Linked DNA regions of Mus musculus: region 1 is linked to region 2. The links are chromatin loops, found by intact Hi-C in ENCODE. Cell type or tissue: left cerebral cortex. All regions are shown on one strand. Each heading gives the region's core, and the rest is flanking DNA. Links, peaks and the distances in the headings are about the cores only.

Region 1 (4,384 bases), core at 165-4,164, 56 kb after region 2:
GTCACGGGTTTGGGCAAAGTCCATTCGCTCAATGCTAAAGATCTCGGCTTCACATTTTTTATTTTTTATTTTTTATTTTTTTTTTGCAGAAATCAAAAGGTTTCCTCCCAGAGTCCTCTGATTCATGCAGGAAAAAATCTGAGGCACCATGGACCGTCCATTCAACTGAATGCTTACGGTGACTGGCCCTAGAGCCATGTGCCCTTGACAGGGTTCACAGTACAAAAGACAACGTGGTTTTTCATCAGGGACCAAACAACTACACGCGCCCAGTGTCACCTGATACTGTCCACTGCACCGCCATCACAATGAATTTTCCAGAAACTAATACAAAAAATTGCTTCTTTAGACACTCTCTTTGTGCTTAACCTCAATAACCGTCGGGAGATGGCAAATTAACGCAATCCAATTTTTAAATGATGCCGGGGCACATGGTCTTCATCCACCAGGAAGCACATCTGGATCTCCATCACTACTAGCGAATCACCAGAATAAATTCTCGGTTCCTTCGGCGCCGTGCGCGACACAGTAACGTGTTTGGTAATTTCAGATCAGGGCTGCATCCAACGTGGCTTGCTTTTTTTTTTTTTCGTTCACCTTCTCATCCCGTAATGGGCAGATGAACGCCCACACCTCTTTCGCCCAGCAAAGGTGGGTCGAGCTATCTGGAGCCTGTGGCTGGTGACCACAAGGCCTCCGTGCCGGGCTCTAGGGAAGCGGTGTCCTCGCAGCCGACAGCTCCGCGAACTGGCCCTGTGGTTCCACTGCAGAAGGACAATAGCTCATCAAGCCCCACGAAAGCCCCCGGACCCGTCGCGGAGCCTGGGCTGGCGGGGGATGAGGCTGAGCGACTCCTCCTAGAGGTGGTTATGTGGAGAAGGAGCAATCCCTTCTCCCTCCTCCTCCTCCCCCCGCTACTATCCGCGGCCCGGAGAACTGCCGCTTGCCGCCATTGACACGCACAGATACAACCCCAAGAAAGGCAGGGTCCTGCCCAGCACCGGCGGCACGCGGGCCGAACCTGCGGCCGGGATTGGCGCGCACTAGGCCACCGGGCGCCCGGAGCCCGCGGTGCAGCACCAGGTGAGCCCGCCATGCCCATGGCATCATTGTTTCGGGGGGCGCCGGGGGTCTGGAAACAAAACCCTCTTGTCCGGGCAGTGCAGGGGCCGAAGGGAGCCACGGCGCCTCCCCGCTGCAGCCCTGAGGGCGCACCCCGGTCACCGACCCACCTCTGCCACAGAAATTAATAAATCGATCTGCCCAACTTGCTTCCTCGGGAGATAAAAGGGGGGTTTGCCGAAGACGCCGCGCGATGCCCGCCGCTGGCGAGGGGCCGGGGCACCCTGGGCCAAGCAGGGAGGATGCCGAAATGCGGGGTCCCGCGGCCAGGCTGGCGGTGCCGGGAGCCCTGGATGCGGAGCTCGGGGAGCGGGGGAGGGAGGAGGGAGGCGCCCGGGCGCCGAGGGAACCGGGAGGGGGACGCTGGCTCGCAAGGGCCGAGGGCGCGCGACCAGGGCCTCCGGGGTGCCGAGCTGGGCGCGGGGCTGACAATGGAGGAGGACGCAGAGACGCCGGGGCGGCGCGGGCGCGGAGCCGGGATGCTGCGGGAGCCGCGGGCGGAGGAGGACTTGAGGCCGAGCACTCCCCTCGGGTTCCCTTTCCGGGGCGATCGGTGCTTCCACCGGCAAATGGCGGCCCCTGAGCGGCTCGCCCTACCGGTCCCAGCTGCTTAATTTGCGCGGGAAAATAACAAAAATAATAGTAACAATATCAAGAAGAGGGGGATCAAAGTCAAGTCAGGGAAAGGCGGCAGCCGCTGCCGCGGGTAGAAATCAGCCCTGCCTCCCCGGTTGCCAGAGCGCCATCCAGGTGCACCGCTTTCCAGCCCCGCTAGCCTAGGATGGCTCCCCAGAGTGGCTTTCCACGCCTTTCCTCATGGGGGCGCCCTTAGCTCCTGCCCTCTTTGTTCCTCTCAACAATGGCCAAAGGGGCATCGAACCCCACCCCCGCCACCAAACGCCAATTGAACCTCCTTCTTCACGAGTTCAGCATTACTGATGGTGCCTGGGCTTCAAATGAGCCACGGGTGGGCCTGATTTAGGCCTGGCCATTACTGCAGCGTTTGGGCCGTGGTTCTCTTGGGATGAGGAAAGTGGGAAAGGGGCCAGTGAAAAAAACCAAAGAGTGGACGCACTCATTGGGAACTGGGCTCAGGTTGCCCAGACTGGAGCAACTGAAGCAGTTCTCCAGGTGAGCTGGCTTCAGGGGAAATCACAGCAAGAAGCCATACACCCCAGGAGGCCCCAGGCGCGATCAATCCTATGGAGAACAGCAGCCCTGGTTCAGCGTCTGTTTATGTTGAAATAAAACTGTTCAGTGGGGGGTTGGGGGGGAGAGAAAACCTTATTCAGAGTAAAATGTCTTTGCTTTTAACGTCTCAAAACAAATTAAACTGTGCCTAGTCCCCAGCCCGCTCCTTCTGCCAGAGTGAAAGCGGTTCCTTTCACCACAGAGAGAACTCTCACAAGTAAATGCTCAGAACTCCAGGACCCGTAGACGGTGCCTTGGAGTTTTCAGAAATATTGAAATGCAGGAACTCAAATATTGGAATCCCGCTGTAGGAAATTGTATCTTAATAAAATAACTCATAGCAGCAAGATCTCTTTCCTTGCATCCAAATTCCCTCTTAAAATACTGTCTTCCTGTCCTCCAGTTTGTCCTACCCTCTCTGGATCCGCTCTTCTTAGCCTTTAGATATGATTCACAGTTTCTGCTATTTCAGAACTCCATGAAAAGAACTTACCTCTGGATCCAGAAAGATTCTGACCCTATCCATATTCCTCTGCCTTGACGACAGGGCTTGTGGGATGCCTATGGCCTGCTGTGCCACAGCGAGCCCCGGACCCCCTGCTGGCTACCACCTGAGACAACCAAACCCTGTTTTCTCTACCTCCTGCTAGGGAAGCTGGAGGTGAATTCAGTGGCAGACAGTTTTAAATGGAAGAGATCAACACCCACAGAGAGGCCCGTGCAAAAATTGAATTCTCATAAGACTGTTTTGTTGTTGTTGTTTTTGTTTGTTTGGTTTTTTTTTTTTTTGTAAGAAATGGCCTTAAAGTTAGTTGCCGGCTTGATAAGTGCCTTTGAAAAGTGTGTGTTGTAGAGATGAGCAGAAAAGACATATGATCTGCTAGGGGTCAGCCAGGCAGCGTTCACTGAGCAGGAAGTCTTTTTTTTTTTTTTTTTTTTTTTTTTGGTTTGGTGTTTTTTTTTTTTTTTTTTTTTTTTTTCGAGACAGGGTTTCTCTGTGTAGCTCTGGCTGTCCTGGAACTCACTTTGTAGACCAGGCTGGCCTCGAACTCAGAAATCCATCTGCCTCTGCCTCCCAAGTCCTGGGATTAAAGGTGTGTGCCACCACTGCCCAGCAAGCAGGAACTCTTAAACAGATCCAGGCAGAGAGAGCAACATGGATTTGAGGAAATCGGGGCTCTACTCTCTGTGAGCACCCCACTTCCAGCCTGGGAGATGCTAAAATAAAAATGTAGCCAACACAGGAAAAAAATTTTATCACTTACTTGTGCTCCTGGGAAATTGGGTACCTTCTATTGCCTAGGGGTATGTGCCTGTGGACAAAGACTGTGTGCGTGGCAGTTAGGCACTGGTTTTTACGTGTGTGTGTGTGTGTGTGTGTGTGTGTGTGTGTGTGTGTGTGTGTATCTGTGTTAAGTCTACATGTGCCATAGCGCCCATAGAGAGGTCAGAGGACAACCCCAGGGATCAGGCCAGGCTGGTTTTGTCCTTCCGGCAGTTCTGCCCTTGGGCTTCTGACAGTTCTGACTGTGGCTGAAATTTCTCTGAAGGGCTACTGGAATTGCACATACTCTATGCATCGGGCTTTGACGTGAGTTCAAGGATTTGAATTCAGGCCCTCATGCTTGGGTGGCAAGAGTTTTGGCCCAAGGAGACATCTCCCTAGCCCTGAGTTTGGCACCGCTAAGCATATAATAGTCACATGCTATAAAGTGGCAATTAGAATTTTTTTTCTGATACTGTTGTATTTACTTACTGTGTGTGTAGTGTGAGGCTGGGGGTCAGAGGGCAGCTTGCTGTCCTTTCCTGTGTTGGTCCTGGAGATCAAATTCAGATTATGAGGCTTGACAGCAAGCACCTTTCTCTCTAAGCTGTCTATCTCCCTAGCACTCCGTTTCTCAGTATACATCCTACTGAAGCAGACAGTGAGCTCCCTGCGTGCAAACATTCATGGCAGAGTTTTGGTGGTTTCAACAAGGAAAACCCAGTAACAGCCACTAGTAAGGAATGCTCCATCATCCTTCACATACCTTTGTTCTGGAATATGAGACAGCCATGACGAAGAATAAGA
Region 2 (4,384 bases), core at 69-4,068:
CACCATGAAACTGAAATGCATGCCCCCTATAGTCCTTTCCGAGCCCAGAGGGGACAGATATCATTTGACTATTCAAAATGATATCTGTTCCAATAATGATGTGTTCTTTGTCTTGGACTGGCGGAAATGGGGAAATGGTGGAAAAGCTATTGACATAACTTGAACACATGCTAGGTTTCTTTGGGCTGGGGCAGTAGCTGCAGCATGCTGGGTGATTGGGAGGTTCGCTGCTGGCTGGGTGGAGGAGACCCTAGACTGCAATTCTAGGATGGGACTGAGACCTAGAACTCTTAAGACACCACCTGGCCTTCCCCGCCAGCCTGGCCTCTGGAAGATGCCTGGGTGGCTTCAGGATGTGCTAGAGAAGCCAGAATGTCAGGCCCAATAAGCCTGGTGAGGGTTCCCTCACAGGCAGTACCCAGAGGCTGCTGCTGCCTTGCCTCAGAGAGCACACAGTTTCCCACCCTGATAATTCATTTCACTCCAAATTCCAGGGTGTATCAGAGGCAGGGTCAGAAAGTCATCTCAAAATCATGTTGCAATCCCCCTGGGGCTGTGTGTCTCTTACCAGCCCCTGTTCCCACCCACTACTGACCAGTATCTGGGACTGTTTAGATGACATCTCCCACTGCTTAGGAAGAGAGATGAGCTCAGGCAGGCTGGGGGCCCCCCGGAACACCATCCCATCCCCACCAGGTTTGTAGAGGAAGGCCAGGAGGTCCACGTGCTGAGTGACCTGAGTTCTTAGAACTCCACAGAGTCTGAGCTGTGGGCATCTACCTGTGCTGGCTGACCCCACGGGCCACAGTAGCCTCTTAGCCTTGCCCTGCAGCACACTGGGCATTAACCGAAGGGAAAACGGTAGCATCTAAATGCTTCCCTCTTCCAAGATTCTGACCCAGAGCAAAAATGGAAGCAGACAGCAGTGGTAGGCCATGCCCCACCAAGGCTATGGAAATGTTTATGTCCTTGTCACCTGTCTGCTCAGACAACTATCTCAAGAGCCTAAGCGTTCTCTGCTTCCATGCAGGGAGAAGATGGCTTACCAGTCCAAGGCTGCTGGAACAAGGTAAGATTCCCAGAAGGCCATGCAGCTCTGCGTCAAAGGTGCTGCTCTTTCTCAACAGTGCCATAAAGTTGGCAGTTTCCCACCTGCTTTTCTGCAGATGAGACAGGAAGATGTGAGTGGGTCAAGAAAGTTGCTACCTCACCAGCGGTTAGCTGATGGGCGGAGCGGGGGCAGGGGCAGGGCATTAAACATCTCACTGCACATACCTGCAGAACACTTAGAGACATTTTAAGGAACTAGGTATATAGATCAGTTAATAAGAGTGCTTAGCATGCACAAAGCCCTGGGTCTGATTCGCAGCGCTGCGTAAATCCTGCATGGTGCTACGTGTACGTAATCTCAGCATCCACTCACCTAGGAGACGGAGGTGTCCCGAGCACCAAGATATCAGCAGATTTAAAATGCCCTTGTCATTTGCCATCATTAAAGCAGTCAGTTTAATACTATAGGGCCATCCCTCTCAGCCGCAGCTCCCAAGTCACAGGACTCCCCAGCCTAAGGGCAGAAGCCTTCCTTAGTCCTCGGCAGGATCCACAACCAGATGGTGGGCAGCCGCGCATGCGTGCCGTCTCCCTGCACCTCCCCTCCCCCTCAGCATCTTCTCAGTCCCCCACCACCACCCACCAAAGTTATCAGTATGTCCTCATTGTAGGGTTTAAGACCCTGCACTCACAAGACTTTGTACTTAGCCAGTCCAGCCCTATGCCACTAACTCTGAATTGCAGAGATGGCTCAGCACCCCGTGCCCCAACCCTCGAAATCTTGTTGATGTACAAATCTGGGGCAAGTAGGGAGACAAACAAGCCATCAGACCTAGACTGAGCACCTAGCTACCAAAAGTACTCACAAGTCAAAGAAAGGAAAAAAATTCAGCATTGAAGGGGCCATGTCTCCCAAGAATCTGTACTCCCTTCAGCCATGAATCCATTAAATAAAACCCTCCCCTGTCCCTAAAGAAAGATACTCCTGGTAAGCAGGGCATGGAACATGTTGAGTTTAGCAAGGGAGCCACAGCTGCTGTCCAGAGCTACAGCATGTTGGAGGCGCATCTAAAGAAGCCTATGTCTGCTGGATAACACCACAAAAGACTTCTGGACACATGTAGTAAATAGCGCGGTTTCCAAGACAGCGTAGAGAGACTGCCCTCTAGTGGCTGCAGAAGGGAGTAGCGTCAAGGTGAAAGTGGGGGGTTTCCCTTCTGGGAGTGGTATCTTACAGTCCTAAGGAGGGTCTTCCCTCTAGCGAGTTTAAAGTTTCACACTTCCCTATCAGAGGTTCTGAGGAACCAAATCCACCTCCTCTCCTCTAGGGGAGGCAGCATTCAGTGCTCCTGAAACTAACTATCCATTGTTCTGGTTTTGTTTTGCAGTGATGCCTCTAACCTGGGACTGGCCTGTGTGTGTTTGTATATAGGATATTTATTTTTATACAGTTTTCACCTTTTGAAAATGCCCAAACTATGATGCATCTTACAGATCATTAAGAAAGAAAGAAGAAAAGCCTGCAGATTTTGTACAGGAAATAACCCCTTTCCCTTTTTGTTTACAAGACATTTTTGTATAAATCTGTTTCTAATACACTTTCTGTCTGTGCGTCTGCTCCTAATGTTGCATGATATTTGTGCACACTTACTAAATATCACAGCTTCATAAATTATTGTGTTCCAGTGCCAAAGGGGGCCCACCAGCACAGAGGTGCTGTGAGCTTGTGTGTGAATTCACACACACACACAAAAAAAGTGGAGGTCGGTGGTGTTTGCCAGACTACATGTGTCTGACAATATTTTACATTTTAACTGACGGTCATTATTATAAGAAAAAAATAATAAAACGTGGCAATTCATGATCCTGGTTAATCTCTAAATTAAATCCATTCTGTCTTGTGCAAGCAGGAACCCGCAGAAGTGTGGAGCAATGTTGGGAAATGTTAGTTTCAACAAAAAAAGGACAGTGTTGACTCATTTAAGACATTTTCCCTAAGTCATGGCCTAAACGCACCTGAGTACTGAGGGTTCAGCAATACCGAGGACCCTGGGGGCTGCAAAGGGGACTTCATGCATTGCTTCAGGTTTGGGTAGGGCTTCTGGCCATTTTAGTCCCTCTTCCCCACCCCCCCCCCCAACTCCTCTGTACTGTTTCTGTTGCAGTGATAAAATACCATAGCTCAAAGCAGCTTTGAGCAGCAAAGGGTTGATTTGGGCTCACGGATCCAGAGCGGGGAGTCTATCATGTCAGGGAGCTACAAGAGCAGGAAGCTGTTCACATTTCATACATACACAGGGAACAGACAAGAGAACAGAAAGTGAGGCCAGGCTATAAAACCTCAGAGCCCGCTCCAGCGAGGGACGTCTCGCCCCATGGGTCCTATAGCCTCTCCAAACCGCGCCACCAACCAGAGGCGAAGGGTTCTGGCCTATGGAGGACATGTCCCATTCAAGCTTTCTTCTGAGTTATGATCTCTAGTAACAGCCGCTTCAGAGCACACTGTTGGCTTCACAGACGTCTGTGGATCCAAGCACAGCTAGCTGAAGGAGGGCGCTTTGCCTCTTGTGACATTCTTTTCCAGTGAAGGAGAATCACCCTGCCATACACCCCCACTAGATCGCAGCCACATTCGACAAACCTCGAGTTGTTTTGTAGGAAATGGGGGTGGCTAGAAAGATTGGCTCAGTGGCTTAAAACACCCCAGCAGTGCGCAGAAATCTGCAGCTCATATTCCAAGGGAATATGACACCTCTTCTGACCACTGTGGGAGCCAAGCATGTATGTAGTCCCCACACATACATGCACATGTGTGCATACACATAAAATAGATGAGTGGTTTTAAATTCCTTTTTACAAAGAAACGGAGTTGTCAGGCTTAGAAATGGATCCATCAGTAATGAGCCAGCTGCAGAAGCCTGGGTACCTGAGTTCAGCCCATGCTTGTACCCATGGGTACCCATGTTAAAAAGCTAAGTGTTGGGGGTCCATGCTTGGATATCCAATGCTCAGATGTAGGTCCCCCAGCCTTGCTAGCCAGCCAACTAGCTTAGCCTAATCAGAAAGCCTCAGGCTGGAGAAAGACCCTGACTCAAAAAACAAGGTGGATGGATCAACGCCTAAGGTTGTCTGCTGTTGTGACACATGTCCATACACACAAATACACATACATACACAGATGTATACAGATATATACAAATACATACACACATACACATATACATGCGCATATGTATATCAATATACACATACATATATGTATACATACATATACACATAAATACATATACATACACACATACACAATATATATATATACATATACAAATACACA

Evidence for each region. Peaks named below come from ENCODE experiments on the same cell type or tissue, not always from the same donor. Only the 100,000 strongest peaks of a DNase experiment are listed, where the experiment ranks them.
Region 1: a loop joins it to region 2, with 2.3 times the contacts of the local background. A loop is called at or near these places in 1 of 42 quality-filtered maps.

What each region holds. Positions count from the first base shown.
Region 1 is chr10:61,780,482-61,784,865 of GRCm38, reverse strand. It overlaps Macroh2a2 (macroH2A.2 histone), which reads left to right and starts at 1,002. Exons shown (of 9, transcript NM_207000.2): 1 at 1,002-1,083. It overlaps Gm2137, which reads right to left and starts at 2,839. Exons shown (of 3, transcript XM_006514419.2): 1 at 2,807-2,839; 2 at 1,233-1,715; 3 at 44-764. The coding sequence starts at 2,839. The coding sequence ends at 594. In left cerebral cortex, for the core only: CTCF peaks have their summits at 840, 1,932 (motif pointing right) and 2,898 (motif pointing left); DNase peaks (open chromatin) are centred at 851, 1,646 and 1,873; H3K4me3 peaks cover 2,153 bases; H3K27ac peaks cover 2,108 bases.
Region 2 is chr10:61,836,763-61,841,146 of GRCm38, reverse strand. Col13a1 (collagen, type XIII, alpha 1) reads left to right here. Exons shown (of 41, transcript NM_007731.3): 40 at 1,031-1,069; 41 at 2,439-2,913. The coding sequence ends at 2,441. Among named protein-coding and RNA genes, the nearest start is that of Gm40674, 6.1 kb to the left of the region's middle. In left cerebral cortex, for the core only: a CTCF peak has its summit at 2,215 (motif pointing left); DNase peaks (open chromatin) are centred at 2,169 and 3,673.